Linked DNA regions of Homo sapiens: region 1 is linked to region 2. Evidence: read pairs that join two places in POLR2A ChIA-PET (ENCODE). Cell type or tissue: PC-3. All regions are shown on one strand. Links, peaks and the distances in the headings refer to the core of each region. The heading gives the core; the rest is flanking DNA.

The links. Peaks named below come from ENCODE experiments on the same cell type or tissue, not always from the same donor. Only the 100,000 strongest peaks of a DNase experiment are listed, where the experiment ranks them.
Region 1: POLR2A ChIA-PET joins it to region 2 with 5 read pairs; 1 of 35 experiments calls an interaction of 5 or more read pairs at or near these places.

Annotation. Positions count from the first base shown.
Region 1 is chr1:232,413,441-232,418,813 of GRCh38, reverse strand. It overlaps SIPA1L2 (signal induced proliferation associated 1 like 2), which reads left to right. Exons shown (of 23, transcript NM_020808.5): 19 at 3,189-3,320. Among named protein-coding and RNA genes, the nearest start is that of SIPA1L2, 210 kb to the left of the region's middle. In PC-3, for the core only: no CTCF peak of the experiment used is centred there; a DNase peak (open chromatin) is centred at 3,143; H3K4me3 peaks cover 467 bases.
Region 2 is chr1:232,724,284-232,729,656 of GRCh38, reverse strand. LINC01744 (long intergenic non-protein coding RNA 1744) reads left to right here. Exons shown (of 4, transcript NR_110683.1): 4 at 968-2,403. Among named protein-coding and RNA genes, the nearest start is that of LINC01745, 8.9 kb to the right of the region's middle. In PC-3, for the core only: a CTCF peak has its summit at 3,996; a DNase peak (open chromatin) is centred at 3,076; H3K4me3 peaks cover 664 bases; H3K27ac peaks cover 1,548 bases.

The DNA of each region.
Region 1 (5,373 bases), core at 113-5,112, 310 kb after region 2:
GCAGTATCAAATAGAAGTCCCATTCACCACTGGAGGAGGGGGGACAATATTTTGTAATAAAGAAAAAATGTCACCAACAAATGTCCTTTGCTTCTGCTCCCTGCTTGGCCAGCCATACAAATTAAAAGTGGTGAGGGGTTGTCTGGGCTTGCCTTTGGTTGTGAAATATACACCCCGAAACCATCTCAGATCCGAGAGCCATTAGTGCCACATTGTGTGGGGTCTCTGCATGCATTGCGTAGGGGGTAGCAGGCAGAGACCTTCAGAGCTGGTTGGCTGGCCTGCTCCGTGGGCAGCCGGGCCCACTCACGCACTGTGGGCCACAAAGATTCATGTTTGTGCCTTGGCAAAATTATGAATGGCCACGTATCAGGAACTTTAGAGGTGCTTAGGAATTGTCAGAGCTTATTTCACTCAAGACTGTCAGGAAACCACTCTATTGAGTACTGGGGAAAGATGCACACAGCTGCAGGAGGGACCAGGGGAAGGGGAAGCAAGGGACATTAATCTCACATCCCAGCTTGTGAATCAGGGCACTGGCCGCCATCCCCTCTGTTCTCATTGCATTTTACCCCTCTTGTCTACTGTGTTATTTTTCTCTTTTCCTGTCTCCTGTTATCGCCAAGTAAGGATCTTGTTGTATAGTGGTCTTAGGGGGAAAAGTAGCACATAGAATGTGTGTTAGGCTTGATTTTAGCCTTCAAGAATGCCAGAAGCTGGAATGAAGGATTGTTTCTTTATAAACACAAGGAAAATTCACGAGTTGGCATTTCTTAGTAAAACATGATGAACAGAATGTACTTTCTGTAGAAATGGCCGTGTATCTGAATAGAATTCCATTCCGCTCCCTGATGCTTCCCCTCCAGTGAGGGAAGGAGGGAGGACAGTGCTGCAGTGGGCCCAGATTCCAGCCTGCCTGACCTCCGCGGCCCTCACAGAGCTATGCCGCTCTTGCACCGTTTCCCGAAGAGCCCAGCCATGTGGAAATCAGTGACAAAAGTAATTGCTGCCTCCATATTTAATTTCTTTACACTCGGTGCAGAAAACTTGCCTTGAGCAAAGCAGCATATGAGTTGCAGAGAGAGAAGGAAGTGTTTTTTAAGTGAAGGAAGATTCCTGGGTTTCTTTACCTTTCTGCTTGAGGGTCTTTCTTTACCTTTCTGGAACCCTTTCTTCCTAAGCAACTGAGACAGGACCCGACAGCCAGTTCAGCCCAGTCTTTGCCCAGTAGGGAGCAAGGATGCTCCTGGGAAACAGTGAGTGCTGCGTGCCCTCCTTCCCACCTCCCACTCCTGCGTTGCTGCTTCCCTCCTCTGCTGGTTAACCTCTTGGCAAGGACAAGCACATCACACACAGAACAAGTAGAATAAGGAAGAACCAGTGTTGTTTCAAAGAAGAGCATGTGGAGAAGGGAGGGTGGAAACAATGTGGACAATATATCCATTACTGGGTTCCCTTCAAAATAGAGGCAGGGAATAATTAGGTGGAATATTACCCCAACTTCTAAAGGTGGTAGGTAGCATGGAAAATTGGCGTAGCTGTAACTGTTAGAGATCTGGTAAGAGCTGCATTTGTCCAGAGTCTCAAAAAAGTCTGTCGGTCTCCTTCAAGGCCAAATTTACTAGCTGTCTTAGTCCAGATGCCAGCATTTCACAGCTACCCAAAAGGATGTGGGAATAAAAATTACAGGTGCATTTGGTTAATTATGCCCCCTTACTTAACATAATTGCAGGCTCAAACAGCCAGGTGGTCATTATTTTGATTGGTCTAATTAGTCAGATGTGTTCACAAGCAGCTGCATGCAGTGTTCTGGGCAGGTTCAGAAAAGGCACATTAAAGTCCAGTTGAAGCCTTTTTAGAACTTGTCCTCAGATGCGTAATAAGTTCTTAACAACGAGTATTATTAATGACATAAACACTTAAGTACCTTGATGAGAGTTTAAGGAGAAAAAGAAATGGAAAAGGTCCATTCATAGCCAAAGGAAAACCACCCAACATTGAATACAGGGTGGGTGAGTGGTTTCTGCTTTAGCCATTGATAAAACTACCTTACTAAGTCAGAAAGGTAATCCAACCACTATGTGTGTGCTTTGTATATCAAATAGCATCCTCAATCTCATGTATTGATAAAAGCAAAGTTGGTCTTACTACATTTTTATAATCAATTGGTATTTGAGGCATCTCAAGTTTGTGGTGCTCAGCTTAGAAGTGTTCCTCAGTAAGCTTTATGAATCAGGATGGAGATTGTTCCAATACTTCTTACAGCAACGTAAACCCTGCAACACTTTTAAAAAGAGGAAGGTCTCCCCTGAAGAAAATGAGGATTTGTCTTGCAATAGTCAGACCTGGATGTACTCAAAAGAAGCCCCCTGGAAGAAAACCGCGAAATTACAATAGTGTACAGAGGCTTGATTCTAATCTTCCTGCCATCCCTGCCCTTACATGCTGGCCAACCTCTCACTAGTGCAGACTCGCCTGCTTTTTACAAACCTCCATTTTTCCAGCTAGATCCCTTTTGGGCAACTGCAGCCTCATGTTTTCTTTTTCCATTAAGAGCAGGAAAAATTATCTTGGCCACTTTGGGAGGGGATGGTGGTTCCTGTGCTGACTGACTCACTGGGAGGGGATAGCATTGCCTGTGCTGTGCTCCGACTGACTGACTCCTGACTGACTCTGGGAGGGACAGTGGTGCCCGTGTTCTGACTGACTCTGGGAGGGACAGTGGTGCCCGTGTTCTGACTGACTGACTCTGGGAGGGACAGTGGTGCCCGTGTTCTGACTGACTGACTCTGGGAGGGACAGTGGTGCCCGTGTTCTGACTGACTCTGGGAGGGACAGTGGTGCCCGTGTTCTGACTGACTGACTCTGGGAGGGGCAGTGGTGCCCGTGTTCTGACTGACTGACTCTGGGAGGGACAGTGGTGCCCGTGTTCTGACTGACTCTGGGAGGGACAGTGGTGCCCGTGTTCTGACTGACTCTGGGAGGGACAGTGGTGCCCGTGTTCTGACTGACTGACTCTGGGAGGGACAGTGGTGCCCGTGTTCTGACTGACTCTGGGAGGGGGCAGTGGTGCCCGTGTTCTGACTGACTGACTCTGGGAGGGGCAGTGGTGCCCATGTTCTGACTCACTCTGGGCTGGTGCCCGTGCTGTGACTGATGACTGACTCTCTGGTTTTGTTTCTGTTTAGATGAGTTCTGGTTCTCCGATGGGTCCTTATCAGATAAGTCCAAGTGCGCAGATCCTGGCCTGATGCCCCTCCCGGACACAGCCACAGGGTTAGATTGGACCCACCTCGTGGATGCTGCACGGGCATTTGAAGGTAAAGACTCACCAGCCTCTGGCCTCACCCCTTACCCTGGGAGTGCTTTCCTGCAGGGCCTGTGCGGCATCTTAGGGGAGCCCGTCTGTCTCCCATCGTCTGGTCAAAGTTTTGAATGTTTTGCCTTGTTGGATGATGAAAACAAGCAGGGGCTGGCTTGGGCTGTGAGGACATTTCCTGAGGGAGATCATGTCATTTAGTAAAAGGAGCACTAGGCAAGAAATCTGAAAACCCGAATTCTAGCTCTGGCACCATTTGTGACCTGGGTGGGACCTCTGTTTCCTATCTGAAAAGTAGAGGTGATTGTATGGAGAGCACCTTGCGTCTTTCCTCATAGCATACTGAGGTATAATGTGGGGGACACATTTAGGAGGCGGGAGCTGCTGGGCTTCGCCGGACAAGCACAGGCCGAGAAGTCTGTTCACCTGGCGTAAACACAGACTCCAGCGTGATTGGCTTGACCCATGCAAGTGTCTTTGGCTGTTGAGGCCTCGGCTTCTTCCTCTTAAAATGTGGGTCAGTGAGGGTAGGTGGGCTAGCCAATCTCTAAGAGCCATCCAGCTGCCACACTGTCTTCTGTCATTTTTGGTTGAGGCTACCCCTTCAGGAACACCTTTGTCCAGCTCGCAGATAAAGGTAGACAAAACAAGGAAGATGCTTGCTTCACGTGCAGCCTCAGGACCTCACGGTGATACTGTGTAAACCTGGGGCCCTCGGGATCGTGACTTATGACGTTTTGCCCTTTGCCGCTGCATTCTTCAGTGAGTTTTTACGATGGCAGGCTCTGGCACTGGGGAACCTGGCAGCTAGGACTGACAAAGGAGGCAGGATCATTTTAGTAGGGGCTGTTTAATGCCCTGCGCTCTGTGAGACTCTCATGGTGTAACTGAGTCACAGCATCCTGGAGGCGCCCGAGTCCACTGCTGCCTTCTCAGGCCTCAGGGCCCTTCCTTCTCTTTCTCACTCCCCATTTCTTTTCCCTTCTCAGTCTCTGCTAGCACAGCCCCATCACCTGTGACACCAGGCCTCAGGAAACAAAATCAAATTCTTTTCCCAGGAGGGGAGGTGCATTTGAAGTCAAAATGCGGAAGGTTGAGGGTTCACTGCCCCTCATCTGTGACTAGCGTAATGCGTTAGGGAGGCCCGATGGTGGCTTCGCTCTACCCAGCTGGTATCAGTGCCTCTGGTCCTGAGCCTCTGGGAACAGGAGTTGGAATCCACTCTCAAGTGGACACAGGGGAAGTAGGTGAAAGGCAGCTTGCTAGGAGGAAGCTTCTGCAACATGAATGTGCGCTCACTGCTCCCTAAATGGAAGGAACGAGACTGCTTTCTTTACAAACCACTCAGTCCTTGTAGAAATTTCAGAAGAGCCCTGTCTGCCTGTCTGCCTTGTGGGGAGACCCTCATTCTCTGATGCTACCAGAAGTTAGTTGCATATTTTAGAAGCCCCAGGCTGGTGGTCTAGTTGTTTCCTGGGCTCCCCATGCTTCTAGCACTTTCTTGGGCATGACCCAGCACCAGAGCACAGGGACGCTGTCTTTACCTCTGTCCAGAGCAACCCAGAGGGGAGGTAACACCATTTTCTCTTTCCCTGGGGTGTTCTTTACACACTACAGTCTCTCACTCTGACCAGATCTTTCTGCCCCAGGAGAGATTAGACCAGAGATAAGATCTCTGTGTGGCCTCACTGTGTAACTATCTGCAGAGTACTGAACGCACTGAATTCTGCTTCATTCTCATGCCTGTCTCTTAAGAGATGAGTTTCTTAAGAGAAGGCTGCCTCTTTTATTATTTTATCTGTATTTGTCAAAAATACATATCAAGATAACCAAAGGAGAAGCGCTAGTAACAAGGAGTAAGTAGGTATTCAATACACACAGTTTTACACAGCCCAGAACTATCCCAGCTCATAGCACAGCTCTCAACCTCTTATATCCTTTTGCATTTTGTGATCACCTTTCAGATTTCAAACAATATTTATCACCTTATCTCTGTATCTACCCTTGTTTATGTCTTTACTTGGTTCCCTTCCACCCCTTTCAAATGTTCCTTC
Region 2 (5,373 bases), core at 119-5,118:
GTGAATCACCTGAGGTCAGGAGTTTGAAACCAGCCTGGCCAACATGGCCAAATGCCAACTCTACTAAAAATACAATTAGCCAGGAGTAGTGGCCCATGCCCGTAATCCCAGCTACTCGGGAGACTGAGGTAGGAGAATTACTGGAACCCTGTTGCAGTGAGCAGAGATCGTGCTATTGGACTCCAGCTTGGACAATAGAGTGAGACTCCATCTCAAAAAAGGTGGAGGGATGGGCGGGGGAAAGAAACATCATCAGGCATTTGCACAAGGTGGAAAGGTGATAGCCCCTAATGTTGATCAGAGCAGGAAGTATTAAAAGACTGGGTGGGATCATAGAGAGAGAGGCAACTGAAGTTAGAAGCCCCCGGAACTGATAAGACCCACCATATTGACCATCTTAGGCTGTGGCCCTCCAAGTCCCAGCCACACTAGCAAATACAATGCTCCTCTAGTGAGTTCTGTCGTTCCGCAAACATGGGACACCTTCTCAGCTTTCTGAGGAAGCTTTCCTAGGATGAAGTGATTCTTCTGCCATCCTGTAAGTATGACTCTGAGCTTTGAAGACAGGGCTGACCCAGGGGAAGCCCAGGATTGGGACAGAATTGACTAAGATCTTAGGATAGTGTCCAGGGACCAGATAAATTTTTTTGGTCTTTCTTAAGGAAGCCTCTTATCAAGGTAATTATTGTGAAAAGTAGGAAATGATTTGTGGTACTGCCCAGGAAGCCTCAAATATTGCTGGAAATCATTAATCATATTAAGGTAGGGGCGTGCCATGCCCTCTTTAGAAGTACAAGTGCCTTCTTCAGCAGGCAGAGATTTTACCCAGAAATTTTACTCTGACACTCTCAGATAAATATTTTTTAGGTTTGGGTTTGGAGTCAAAGCTGCAAACGTCATCAGAGTCTCATGGGATACCAGAATGAGAAAAGTAGTCCAAGTAAACATCTGTTTTCAATCTTTTCAGTGTTGCAGACCTCTTTGAATACACCATGAGCACTGTGGATTCTCGCCTCTGGAGAATAAAAATCACATACAGAAAAGTTCAGACAACTTTAAGGAGTTTGAAGAATCCCTGCTAGTCGTGGACCCATCTGGGGTTGGTGGATTCCTCACCATGACTCTTTGGATTCAGAAGTCATATAAGATGCAGTTTAACAAATATTGGAAGTCAAATGAGCATTCTGCGGAAAAACAGCTTCTTCCATACATCATCTTCTGGAATATCCCAGATCTGGAAGAGGTCACAGGAATGTCCATTCATAGGGAGCTCTACCTGGAGCTCAGAGATGATTGAGAGAGGGTATTCATCATGGATGTGTCCAAGTGAAGGTAGTTTGGAAAGAAACAAAGTTACCCTTTTTTCTCACTAAACATCTTAGGGTCCCCATTAGCAGGAAGGAAGGAAGAGGACAGGTGAGCTCCCTGGTATTGATGTATTTACAGAGAACCTAGGCATCAGCCATACATACAGAGGACACTCATTTGGCCAGAATTTGGGCTTTGACTTTAATTAAATTCCCTTGCTCCCAATAAGACCTCTCTTAATCTGAAAACAATTTGTCATAAGTGATGTACCTGCCAAGACCTCATGGCAAAGAGGCAGGGGGTACCTAGTAAATGTTGCTGACAAACTCCAGCATGACTCTAAAGGGACAGTGGCTTCCTTTGGATGGTCATGTGCTGCTGCTGGACATAGCAATCAGAAGGACAGTGGTGAACACCCAGGAGTGAACCAAGATGCAAAGTTCAAGTCCGAGGGAAGAAGGGTGCAGTGCGGAAGAAGGGAAGGCAGATGCTGCAGCCCTGCCTACAAGCAAGGAGGGAGCCATTAAGAGCCCCAAGCTGGCCAGGCGCAGTGGCTTGCGCCTGTATTCCTAATCCCGGCACTTTGGGAAGCCAAGGTGGACGGATCACCTGAGGTCAGGAGTTTGAGACCAGCTTGACCAACATGGAGAAACTCTGTCTCTACTAAAAATACAAAATTAGCCAGGAGGCTGAGGCAGAAGAATTGCTAGAATCCGGGAGGTAGAGGTTGCAGTGAGCCGAGATCGTGCCATTGCACTCTAGCCTGGGCAACAAGAGCGAAACTCCATCTCAAAAAAACAAAAAAGCCCCAAGCCTACTTTATCAGACAGAGGAATCAAGTTGTATTTCCTTCTCACCAAGAGACGCTGGAAAGCTGTAATCTTACACCAGTGGAGAAAGTGAGAGGAAAATAAACCCTTTCTAAGGATGAATCCTGAAAGCCTTTCACAGACAATGCTGCTTCTATAAGAATGACCTGTGATGGCTAAGCCATCACAGTCTTCATTCCAATTGACATTCTAGGTAAACCTGCGCACAACTTTTTCTGTGTATTTTCCAAAAAAGGATCATTTTATAAAGGCTCAAGTTATTTACAAATATTGTGCGTATTCTTGCTGTTTCTCAGTTCTTTAAGAACCATACAGACATATTGCCTGGATTTTCACCAGCCAATATGAATGTGCTCACCTTCCCTTGGGTGAGACCACACAGGCACAACATGCGGCTCAGGATAAGTTTTATTGAACGTTTAGAGAGCTAGTTAATTAATTAATTATTTTTTTGAGATGGAGTCTTGCTCTGTCGCCCAGGTTGGGGTGCAGTGGCGTGATCTCAGCTCACTCCGCCTTCCGGGTTCAAGTGATTCTCTTGCCTCAGCCTCCAGAGTAGCTGGGATTACTGGCATGTGCCACAACACCCAGCTCATTTTTGTATTTTTAGTACAAACTGGGTTTCACCATGTTGGGCAGGCTGGCCTCGAACTCCTGACCTCAGGTAATCTGCCCGCCTCGGCCTCCCAAAGTGTTGGGATTACAGGCGTGAGCCACAGCTCCTGGACCAAGAGCTAGTTAATTTAAAAAATAGTTTACAAGTTATTTAATAAATGAGAAAATGGAAACTCAGCCCCAAGGGGAAACGGGATTCTAAGTTTAACTTCCTTAGGCAGGTCCAGTTTTGTGTGGTTTCTGTGGTATGGGTGAGTGGTTATCACACAATTTGATCTCATGAGTAAAACTGATGCAGGAGGACTTTTGTTCACTCTGTTTTATTAATGAAATGAATCCAGAGCTGCTTTTTTATGCTAAAGACTTTAGAGTAAAGACATAATAAAGACAGCCCTTCCTCCTCTTGCCTGAGGGAATTTAGGAAGACATTCCTTGAGGAATCTATTTAGGGCTTTGGAGACAGGAAAGGTAGCAGGATATGGTAAGAGCAAAAGCATCAGCTACAGTAGGTAATGCCTGGGGTTGTTGAAACTGAAGGAAGAAAAGGTTTCCTGTACAAAAACCAAGCACCGTTTTATTTTAATGCTCAGCCGAGACCCCTTCCTGAGAAAACCAGCCACGTCCGTGATTCTTGAAGAAGGTAGTTCCTCTGAGCCCTGTGTTCGCCAGAGGCCTGGAGGAGTAAGTGAGAAGTAGAGGGTGCTGCCAGCACGAATGCTTTGTCATTTAGAACTGCCCAGGGAGCAGTTATAAAACACACACCTGCAAATTACAAGAGGATGGCATGGGCTCACAGGTGCAGCAAGACATGAAGTGACATCTGTCCTCAGCGTCCCTTTTCTTGGAATGCTCCCATGTAGAACCCTATGTCACTTTGAACGAACCTCTTTCTGAAGTGCCTGGGGAGCTCTATCTCCAAGCCCCTACCCTAGGTACTTGCCTCTCCACCCAACCCCACCCCAGTACTGACGACTCATCTTAGGAACTGGAGATAGTGAAAGACAAGACCAATTGAGCATTTGGGTGGGAGAGAACATGGCTTACATGCTCTGCTAATCTGGGATCACATTCTTCCCTACAAGTCTGAAAGCTAAGTGACAGCCCCAAGTCTCCCTCTTAGCAGGTTAGGAGGGGAAGCACACCAAGAGGCCTCACAACTGTGTGTGGAATCACTGTGTTCTCAGTGAGGGAGAGAAAATAGAGAATTTTTAAAGCATTCTCCCCAGATAATAGAAGTTTTGATTCGTTCTTTCCCAAGACAAAACCAAAAGTTTGTTTAAATCTTGTTTCGTACACACATTGAGGAGAGCAACTTTGAGCATCTACTGCATACTAGGCATTGCACTCTGTGTGGGGCAATACAGGGGTGATATGGGGCGGAATAAGGCAACTCGAGTGGCCACTAGGTGTACTGCAGAGGTAGTTAACCTGCACTTTGACAAGGCTCCCTCCCCTCCCCTCCCCTCCCCCCTCCCCTCCCCTCCCCTCCCCTCCCCCCCTCCCCCCCTCCCCTCCCCTCCCCCCCTCCCCCCCTCCCCCCCTCCCCTCCCCTCCCCCCTCCCCTCCCCTCCCCCCCTCCCCCCTCCCCTCCCCCCCTCCCCCCCTCCCCTCCCCCCCTCCCCTCCCCTCCCCTCCCCTCCCCTCCCTTTCCCTTCCTTTTTTTTTTTTTATTGAGATGGCGTCTCGCTCTGTCGCCCAGGCTGGAGTGCAGTGGCGCGATCTCGGCTCACTGCAAGCTCTGCCTCCCGGGTTCGTGCCATTCTCCTGCCTCAGCCTCCCGAGTAGTTGGGTCTGGGACTGCAGGTGCCCGCCACCACACCAAGCTAATTTTTTGTATTTTTAGTAGAGATGGGGTTTCACCGTGTTAGCCAGGATGGTCTCGAATTCCTGACCTCGTGATCCGCCCACCTCGGCCTCAAAGTTCTGAGGTTACAAGGAGTGAGCCACCGTGCCTGGCCCATTACTTTTTTTTTTTTTTTTTTTTTTTTTTTTTTAAGGCAGAGGAGTCTCTATCTCCCAGGCTGGAGTGCAGTGGCGTGATCTCTGCTCACTGCAACCTCCACCTCTCAGGTTCAAGCGATTCTCCTGCCACAGCCTCCCAAGTAGCTGGGATTACAGGCGTATGCCACCATTGCCCGACTAATTTTTGTATTTTTAGTAGAGACGGGGTTTCGCCATGTTGGCCAGGCTGGTCACAAACTCCTGACCTCAAGTGATCCACCTGCCTCGGCCTCTCAAAGTACTGAGAATACAGGCATGAGCCAACGCGCCAGGACTAATTTTCATTAATTTTAATCTTTCTCTTTTTATAAAAGCATTTAAGTTTCTACATTGTCTTCTGAGGGTTAGTTATGCTAGGTTTCAGTTTTGATTGCCTTTTTGTTCCAAAGTTTGTCTAAGGATATATTTCATAATTTCAAAGTATTAACTTCATCACTTTTTATTATTTATTATAACTCTATTCTAACTCTATTGGATGATGATAGAAATGAACTCTCCTTTCTTTGTTCCATCAACCTAGAAAATAATTTTTATTATCTATTTGAGAGATTATAGATTCATAAATTTCTTTACGTTTTTAATTTTTGTCTGTTACTTATGACTGATTATGAAAGAGTTA